4 separate regions of the Homo sapiens genome follow, and regions 2, 3 and 4 are each linked to region 1. Evidence: chromatin loops called from intact Hi-C (ENCODE). Cell type or tissue: PC-3. All regions are shown on one strand.

The links. A loop is a pair of places that touch in the nucleus more often than their neighbours do. Peaks named below come from ENCODE experiments on the same cell type or tissue, not always from the same donor. Only the 100,000 strongest peaks of a DNase experiment are listed, where the experiment ranks them.
Region 2: it touches region 1 in a loop (5-fold over the local background); 7 of 110 quality-filtered maps call a loop at or near these places.
Region 3: a loop joins it to region 1, with 3 times the contacts of the local background. A loop is called at or near these places in 2 of 110 quality-filtered maps.
Region 4: it touches region 1 in a loop (4-fold over the local background); 4 of 110 quality-filtered maps call a loop at or near these places.

The regions. Positions count from the first base shown.
Region 1 is chr12:58,424,388-58,426,887 of GRCh38, reverse strand. No RefSeq gene overlaps it. Among named protein-coding and RNA genes, the nearest start is that of LINC02403, 340 kb to the right of the region's middle. RefSeq lists enhancers at 475-594, 775-854, 859-1,806. In PC-3, no CTCF peak of the experiment used is centred here; DNase peaks (open chromatin) are centred at 677 and 1,247; H3K4me3 peaks cover 1,718 bases; H3K27ac peaks cover 2,500 bases.
Region 2 is chr12:58,528,562-58,531,061 of GRCh38, reverse strand. No RefSeq gene overlaps it. Among named protein-coding and RNA genes, the nearest start is that of LINC02388, 250 kb to the left of the region's middle. In PC-3, no CTCF peak of the experiment used is centred here; DNase peaks (open chromatin) are centred at 211, 941 and 1,601; H3K4me3 peaks cover 907 bases; H3K27ac peaks cover 2,500 bases.
Region 3 is chr12:58,508,072-58,510,571 of GRCh38, reverse strand. No RefSeq gene overlaps it. Among named protein-coding and RNA genes, the nearest start is that of LINC02388, 270 kb to the left of the region's middle. In PC-3, no CTCF peak of the experiment used is centred here; a DNase peak (open chromatin) is centred at 1,211; H3K27ac peaks cover 2,500 bases.
Region 4 is chr12:59,085,951-59,088,450 of GRCh38, reverse strand. All of the region lies in intron 3 of LRIG3-DT (LRIG3 divergent transcript), which reads right to left. Among named protein-coding and RNA genes, the nearest start is that of LRIG3-DT, 170 kb to the right of the region's middle. In PC-3, a CTCF peak has its summit at 1,164 (motif pointing right); no DNase peak of the experiment used is centred here.

The DNA.
Region 1 (2,500 bases):
CTACCTTTGGTTTTTCATGTTAGTGACCTTCAGATGGGGTTTCCGTGTGGACGTCCTTTTTCTTTATGTTTATGCTATTCCTTTCTATTTGTTAATTTTCCTTCTAACAGGCCCCTCTGATACAGGTCTGCTGGAGTTTGCTGGAGGTCCACTCCAGACCCTGTTTGCCTGGGTATCACTAGCAGAGGCTGCCAAACAGCAAAGATTGCTGCCTGTTCCTTCCTCTGGAAGCTTCGTCCCCCAGAGGGGCACCCACAAGATGCCAGCTGGAGCTCTCCTGTATGAGATGTCTGTCGACCCCTGCTGGGAGATGTCTCCCAGTCAGGAGGCATGGGGGTCAGGGACCCACTTGAGGAGGCAGTCTGTCCCTTAGCAGAGCTCAAGGGCTGTGCTGAGAGATCCTCTGCTTTCTTTAGAGCCAATGGGCAGGAATGTTTAAGTCTGCTGAAGCTGTGCCCACAGCCGCCCCTTTCCCCAGGTGTTCTGTCCCAGGGAGATGGGAGTTTTATCTATAAGCCCCTGACTGGGGCTGCTGCCTTTCTTTCAGAGATGCCCTGCCCAGAGAGGAGGAATCTAGAGAGGCAGTGTGGCTACAGAGGCTTTGTGGAGCTGCGGTGGGCTCCGCCCAGTTCGAACTTCCTGGCAGCTTTGTTTACACTCAGTTGGAAATGCAGAAATCACAGGCCTTCTGTGTTGATTTCACTGGGAACTGCAGACCAGAGCTGTTCCTATTCAGCCATACAGAGTCTCCCTCTTGGCAGCTCTTCAGAATAGAAGCCATGTCTCAGGCAGCAATGTGGCCAGATAGAAAGTTGGTGTTTCCTGTGCAAAAGAGTTAATCTTTGCAAGTGTGGTTCTGAGAAGTTGGTGGGAGACCCTATCTCTGCCAGTCATGGCAAAATACAGTCTGGGCAGGTTTCCAAGTTCAGCTGACATTCCTAAGCCAATGAGAAGTGTCCAAGATGGTTTCCAGCTTTCTCTCCAAGGGTAAGAGTTGAATGTGTTGACTGACCTTTACCAGCACGAACACATTTGCCATTTGACTCTGAGGAATAAATGGGTGACCTGACTGTGGGCACAGAGCTGAAGGCTGATTCTCCAGAAAACTCACCATCAGTTTGCTCAGCAACGCTGCTGACTCGGAACACATTTTGTTTTTTCTTTTTGAAACTGCACCATGCATTCTTGAAAGCATGACTCAACCTTACCAGCAGTCTCAGTGAGCTTGAAATGGCCTCAACTAGAGGATTTATAGCCTTTGCAAACACAGGGCACATTTCTTTGTTTCCTTTCAGAAACTGAGAAGTGATTCATTTTCAGTAAACAAAGAGAGGATTACCAACACATTTACTAGTCTGAAATTCAGCTTCCATTGAATGCAATTCCTTTAGTTCCTAGTAAAGGCATTGTGCATTTCAAACAGCTATCTTTCTTCTTTAATCCACTTTCTTTCTTCCTAGTGTGGAAAAGATATATAATTTAGCCCTCACTCAAATACAAATAAGATGAGTTTCAAAGGCCATTCAGGCCCTAATGTGTGTCCTTTGCAAGAACAAGAAACTGTGATTCTGAAGAATTTAAATACAGATACTGTTGGCAGCCAGAGATGTTTTCTGCTGTTGGAATGCAAAAGAAAATATTACTTTATAGCTGCACTGTGCCACTCCTGACATTGATGGGTCTTGTATTCACCAGAGGAGGGAAAATTAAAATATCTTACCTGTCTACACAGTATCCTTGGTGGTTACACAACAATAAAATATTCAGCAGTCTGATACCTTTACTGTTAAAACTGAAATACCAAATTGAAACTGGTTGAGAATGTGTGCAGTCTATTGTGTTCCTACTTTCTTTAGATTAGCTTTCTATCACAATAACTGCATTCAGTAGGGCTCATATTGTCTCAATTATAAAGTCAACTCCAGACATTAGCACTAGATTGCTTCAGCGAATCTCAAATATTTTTAACTGTTGACAAAAGTTTCAGTTTCATTATGCCAAGTTCCAGAGTAAAACTATGGTAATGTAATCACTTCTCAGACTTTCATTATTTGCATGTTCCCAGAAAATCATTATAACTTTCTAGAATTATCCTGAATGGTTCAAAGTAAGCAGTTTTCAAGTCAGTAGGAATTGCAGAGGCAGCTGATAGTCACTTATCCATTTGTTTATTAGAAATATGTCACAGCCAATTTTTGACATGAATCTTCTCATTTTCAGAAGAATGTTAGAAATAGCTCAGCTAATGTACCATAAAAGTTCAAATTTTGATAATGAAACTAAAAGCCATATTAACAAATGAACCCACTGCTTTATGCACCAGAAAGTGAGAATTTTATGTTCCCATTTTTTCCCTTGTATGGTATCCACAAATTTTCTTGACAGAAACTCAGCATCAATTCAGAAAAATTCTTTTTGACTGAATATTTTTAGTCATATGTTCCCTATTTAAGGTGTAGGACAGGAAAAAGGATTTTCTCTTTACTTTCATAGTTTTTAG
Region 2 (2,500 bases), 100 kb before region 1:
GCGGCACTGAATAAATACTTGTTTACTGATATCTCCACAGGGCTATTAAAATGATGAAACGATAATATTAAATGACTGCACATACTCATTGTCATATTCTTGCATATTCTGAGATTATTATACTTACCCTGTTCATTGTCAGAAAACCTCAGAGTTGAACATAAGACATCTGTATTTAGAAAGCAGGCTTTGTTAGCAATAGAGTTATACAAATGTGACCACAAATATTACTCATTAGGTCTTACAGCTCCTAGACCACATGCCTTCATCCTTGGTCTATCAAATATTCTAGACATCAGTGACTAAATACATATATTTTACAAATTTACTTTAGACCGTATGTTCATCTTAATCCATCAAGGAAATAAAAATTGTACCATGAATCCCTTCACTTTCTTTTTTTACACTAAACCCAAGAAGTCAGTAAAATGTAAAAGCTAAGCAGTTTCTAATTTCGGTTTACACATTTTCTGTAAACTGCAAAAATCCACCAGAGGAGGATTTTTATGTGTAATAAAAAACCTGCATAGCTTTCTCAGAAGGGGGTTTCATACCATACGATCCCTCACCAATCTAGAAAGAAAATGCAATTCCTGATCTGTAACTGCTAGCACACCCACCTGTCCCTTCTTCCCTAATGAGATGAAATTATAACGGGGAGAGCAATTTGCAAATATCCTCCCCTTGGCTGATTTATGCTTCTACATTGTGTGTCAAATCCTTTCTGAATCCTTTTTGTTGCATATATGAGAAGACATTTAGAAAAAGATTTTGGAATGCCTTTAATCTTCTAAATCAACAATAAAGAAAAAAATGAAATAAAGGTCAAGGTTTTGATATACTGCTTCTAAAGTACATCCCACACTGAGTAAAACACCATGAAATCATCTGTCAGAACTGACTTTCTTCCAGAGACTACATTCCAAGAGCGTGAAGAGAGCAAAGTGGCTATTGGATGGTTTCCTTAGATTCCAATGCACCTTAATCATATTCACAAGACTGTACGTTTTCATCACTGCAGGAGCTGGCAGAATTTTGTGACAATTCTGGGAAATGCTTTCAGATGGCCCCTTCTATGAATTATGAATGTTTCACAAAGCTCTATGGTAAATGGAATAGCCTTGTTCTCCACAAATGCAGGGGTGGATTAAGAGGTGGCCTTCCTTTGTTTCTTTGCCTTGAAATTTAATATTGTTTGCAAACAGAGAAATTAAATCTCGATGAAGGTAAGTAGGCTTTAATTAGTTGTAAACAATTATTTTGTCTTATGAAGAATTACATTTGTTTATTGTATTCATTAGAGATTGTATAAATACCACCATTTTCTTTCCAGACTGTGCTTAATGTGATATGAATAGATTTACAAATGACTGCTTTTAAAAAACAAAACAAAAAAAACAACTCAGTTCTCATTATTCATTCTTGTTGTTTTCTATAAAGTCACCACAAATGCTGAATAAGCAAATACTAAACCATTGCTCCTAGGGGAAGTACAGTGTTAGGTTCCTGCAAGCCTCTAGTCACACTTTTGTGAACCTTGTTTCATGTGTCTCTGTTTAAATACATCTTATTTAATATATAGTGTTGACTCATTAACATTGAACTCAGCCACCAGCACCATGACTCATGCCTGAATGAAATTTATTTAACACATGTATTTTCTCTGTAAGGCACATTACAGTCTTCTTCCACTGAGGAACAATAGACAACACTTCTGCACTACACTTGGGGACAATTTTAAACACTGAAATCACCGACAAGTAAGCACAAATGTGAAAAAATGGCACTCAATAGACTGAGAAAAGGACTCTTGTTTACAATATAAAAGATAAACAAGAAGACAGAGCATTGCCTTGCTTGACCTCAGCTGGGAACATGTGCTTCAGATGACTCAAATTCTTCCTGCTCTGCACATGTCCTTGAATGGCCATGAAAGCACTAATAGTGTTGATCTTGGGGTTATGAATAAATTTTAGCAAGTAGGAAAACTTACAAATACCAATTTCTCAAATAATGGGAATCAACTATATACATAGTCATCTGAGACATCTCTCTGCTCGAGACCATTTTTCACCTCAAAATAGTGGCCAGTTGTTAGGACAGAGTCAGGAAAGCCTGCTCAGTTACTGTGAGATCTCTGTTCCACTGTAGTCTTCATTCTATTTCTGCAGACTCCAAACAGTCTTATAATAAAAGTTACCTTCCTCATTTCCCTTTGTTTTATAGGTTCCCATGGGTGAATTTGGTGTTACAGCAAGATTTGAAACTGTCTGACCTGATAGGGGTGAAAAGAATCTGGCTGGACTGTCCACCTCTCACTGTGGGGGCAGCTCCTGGCTTAGAAGTTCTAGACCAGGTCCAAAGGCTGTTGACAGAGAACCCACATCTTATCACAGGAGATTCCAAGGAGTCACACAGATGGCCCCACGGAGGGTCAAGCTGGAAGAGGAAAGGGAAGGTGAAATATGAGAGAAGCTGAAAGGATATACAGCAGGAAGAC
Region 3 (2,500 bases), 84 kb before region 1:
GTTATTCTGGGTTCTCCAGAGAAACAGAAGCAATTCAAGGGTGGGAGAGAGAAAGACATTGGTTTGTCATAAGGAATTACTATCATGGAGTCTGAGAATTCCCAAGATCTACAGTGTGAAAGAATCAGCAAGCTGGAGACCCAGGAGACCTGACAGTGGTTTCCAATTCAAAGGCCAGGAGGCTCATGTCCCAGGAAGAGCCTATGTTCAGTTCAAGTCTAAAGGCAAGGAAGAAATGTAACATCCCAGTTCAAAAGTAGTCAGGAAGAAGGAATTCTCTTTCTTGAGGGAGGGTCAGCCTTTTTATTTTATTCAGAACTTCAACTGATTAGATGAGGCCCCACCCACATCAGGCAGGGCAATCTGCTTTACTCAGTCTATCAATTTTAATGTAAATATCATCCAGAATCAGCCTCACAGGCACACTCAAATTACAGTTAACCAAGTATCTGGACATCTTGTGGCTTAGTCGAGTTGACAATTAGCCAACACATCACCCAAGTTGGGGATAGTATTCTACTAGTTTACATACCTGTTAGGGACTGATTTTTACACTTAAAGGTTAAAAGCAATTCAAATATTCACAAAATGCCATTATTATTATTAAAGCATAAAATAAGCAGCTGTGCTTTTGTTTATCTATTAAAAGGTTACCGGTTCAATGGTGAAGTCAATTTGCATTTAATAAAATCCTCAATAATAATGACTGGCTCTATTCAATGTCTGCAACCAGATATTTAAATTATTCTTTCTTATTCTCTAAATTACAAGAGCAAAACTCACAAATATAAATAACATGATTAATCATAAGTCTAAGTTCAGAGTTTATTTAAACATTTAAGTCACCTAACTCAATATATGGTGAAACTCAGTTGTAATTTGTTGTCTACAGGATGTGAAAGACTAAGGTCTGTCTGAATCATACGAATGTAGAAATGCATTTATTCTACTACCCCCATGAATGTTTAATGCATGTGGAAATTAGAAGCTTGTCACTTATTTCTTGAGTAAATTCATACAAAGAGATATATATTTAAGATAGTGTGGGTGGTGGTTTTAAAATATACCAACAATAAATTCTTTGTTACTTCTCCCTTTAAGAGGTAGATCTTAATTCCCCCATCCCTTGAGTGTGGGCTAGACTTAGTGACTCACTTCCTACAAATAGTATGTGTCAGAAATGATGACGTACAATGTCTGAGATTAGGTTATAAAGGATAGCATCCTTTCTGTCTTCTTTTTCCTTGGATGTGTCTCTCTGAGAGAAGCCAGCTACTTTATCATGAGAATCTATGGAGAGGTCACGTGGTGAGTAAAACTTAACATCCAGAAAGGAGCTAAGGCCTCCTGCCAACAGCCATGTGAGAATACGCCATCTTGGAAGTAGATCTTCCAGCCTCAGTCAGGCCTTCAGATGACTGCAGTCTCTGCTGAGATTTTCACGACAGCTGACTATAACAGGAAAGACCCTGAATCAGAACCTTCTAAGTCTCTCCCACATTCCTGATCCACAAAACACTGTGAGATAATAAATATTTTTTTCAGCTGCTGAGTTTGGGGGTAATTTGTTAGATAGCAATAGACAACTCAGACATGTAAAATTTATATTGTCATTATCATGAAATTTTTGTCCATGAATTTTTGTTCGCTTACAGTATGTTATATTCATAATTTATTGGCCATGTATTTTTAAAGTCAAAATATTTATGTGTGTATCTATAGGAATAACACAATTTTAATATTTTAAAATATTTTCCTCATGTGAACATCACCCTGAGCACAAGTGACAAAATTGTTAAATTGTTGCTCAATATTTGGTGAACATATTTCTCTGCCACAATAGTGGAAACTTCAAAAGTACCTTGAAACCCGCTTTAACCTTACTCCTTTTTTTTCAGTTGTGTATTAGTTTCAAGGGAAAATATAAATGATGGTTAGTACTTTCAATTTTTTTGTTTACAAAGCTCAAGCATAAGTTAAAAGCACAATGAATTCTAAATAAACTCTGCATTAGAATAATTAATTATCTGTCATTGTTTCCCCAAGATTAAAAATTTGTTCTTTCTTTGTCAACTCAGTTTTATTTTTTTCCTTTCCTTTACTCATCTATTCATTCTACATTAAGACTTATTTAATTGATTTTTCATTTTCTGTGCAATTCTACATTTTCCTTTTTTTCTATCTACTGTCTATCTTCACTTCTTTCCTGATGCTTTTATTCTACCCTTCCAGCTAGCACTAACATCTCCCTTATCTATATTCCAGCTACACTTATAATGTAGCATCTCAAGTGTATATATTTATATATACACACACACACACACACACACAATGTTCATTTTAACTTACAAATATTTCAACTATGTCATTCTTGTCTTTTAAACAAGATTGTGCACATTTTTTTTCTTTCTTTCTTTTTCTTACTCCTGATGCCTACCTAGTACAGGGTTTGGCCTAGTACAGTGTGTGAAGCATTCTATTAAATCATAATGCATTGTAT
Region 4 (2,500 bases), 660 kb before region 1:
GACTCTAAACCTAACTGCATTTTAAAAGAATGTATAAATGAATCTTTTAGTTCATTTTGTACGTCAAAAGTGGTTCAATCTAATAATTATTGTCATCAACACAATTAGGGCGCACAGAAATCTGAAATTCAAGAAATTAATATTGGTACATAGAAAGCCTCAGGATTCATTATTTGTATGTAATGGGAAAGAACTATTTTAGATTATGCTTCTCCTCTCCTAACGCAAAGCCAGCAGTTGTACTGTCTCCATCATTCAAATTCAATTCCCATTCACACACAGACATACCACTTACAACACAAACACACACACACATACACACACACCTGCAACACTTAAGAGATGATTTTTCATACTCCATTTGTGCAATAAGAACTTGAGCTAGTTTTCAGAATATATTAGAAACACGTAAACCTTCTTTGAAAATATGGTTGATGAAGACTCCATGGAAAATCTGACTTTGAACAAATGCAGTGAGAAGTCCAGAGAATCTTCTGTAATATTTATTAAAAGCCTTGCCCAGGGAAACAACTACTGCATGCCAACCACGTGGGGCATAATTGATAAGGGGTGTAAGAGAAGCAGAGTAAAACATGCCAAACCGATGGTGAAAAAAGAGAGTGCAGACCAAATCAAAGATATTTTTTTCTCTGATTAGTTCTGGCTAAGGGTATCATCAATTCCTTTTTGAGAAGTTATTAGGAGTTAAGACATAATCTGTACTGTACATGTTTTATAAATTATAGCATGGTCTTATAGGGAATCAATGAAGTTTATGCAGATAGACAAATAGACATGTAAGTCTAACTAATCATTCCCATCAAGATTCTAGTGGCTGAAACACACTTGTTGCTCTTTAAATGTACATCTTAGGTTACCTACATATCACAGTAAAAAGGACATTACTAATCCACCTTCACAGCCACACAGATAATTGGGTTTTCTGGCCAATGGCAGCAATCATCAGTGTTATATTAATTTCCTATAGATTATAGGAGGCCAAATGAGGAAATGGAATAGAAGGGATAGAATTTGAATGATCACTGTCACTGCTGGTTTACAGCCCTCTCATGTGTGTAGTTGAACCATTATAAGAAAAGTATAAACATTGTTTTCACTTGCCACAATCAACTCATAAACCCAAGTGAGTTTTTCCACCCCAGGCACTGCAGACAGAAGGGGGCATTGCAGCTCTATAAAATACACTGTGGATTTTTTTATTTTTATTTTTTTAATTTAGGTGTACTGAACTACCACCAACTACAAATTTGTGAGGGTCTGTGGTTTAACTCCAATCATAATAAAAATATGGAACTCTATATTCTACAGAATGAATTGAGTGACAGCAGAGAGACACAAGAGCTATAGTTAAGACACTTTTCTAAAAAAAAGTAAGATGATAGGCAAGAGACCTTTGGCAACTTAAATTTGATTTGGTAATAGATAAACTCCACCCTTTCTATACATTTGGTACCAGTGCTATCTCCTCTTCTGAAATGTAAAGGCAACATTTCTGCCTTGGGCAATTTGAAACCATAATGAATTCATTTTATTCTTCTTGGATATTATTCATTGGGGTGAGAGTTGCAAGAGAGGAGAACAAGAGTAAAATATCCTTAGACAGGCAGTTTCAATGATGTGGTTCCAACAATGATCATGCCAGATGTCTGATGGCAAGTCCTATTATTGTGATACTTCCCGCCCAATAAGAAGTTTGGAAAGTCAATAGATGCCCTGAAACTATTGCTTCCAAAGCTCAACTTAGAGTTCCTCCATCTCTTTCTGACCCTTGGTGTAGCAGTTTAATCAGATGTATCAGAACAGACAGCTGTGGTTCCCTTTTCGTTCTGAAAATAATGAGACCAAGAGTCTGTGAGTCTCTCCAACAGACAAGACACCTCCTCCATTGACAGACGTCTCCTTCCAGCTGCTTTTAACAATTTGAAATTGATTGAATCTGCAGGCTTTGAGGGATAATAGCCCCTCTTAACATTTTGAGAGGTACACAACTTGAAATGTTTCATCGTATTTCATTTCAGTGTTTCACACCGCTCTTCATTTAACCATCCAGGAAATGTAAACAGGACACTGCTTCACACTCCTGAGAGCCTGTAACGTTAAAACTTGTTTGCATGACCCTCACTGAGTAGCCTAATTAATCATCTCTGGGTGGTAGACTACACAAAATCACATTAGTCAGTTAAGTACGCATTGCCTATATCAGCAAATACTCTGCAAATATATTTTTTGGAAGTGGTGAAGGTGGCTGTCTTGCTCTTTAATGTTTAAATGTTTAGCATTTATGTTTTATTTGACTGCTAAAATTTCAAATTTCCTATAAGCAGAAGTATACATATAACATGGTACCTGAAGCACAATTTAAATCAGAATCATGTCCTAATTGTAACAAATTTCTGAAAGGCAAATAGTATTAGCTTAGGTTTTTTTTCTAAGGCAATACTAGAATCCATGTTCATCATTCAGACGTCCATAATCATTA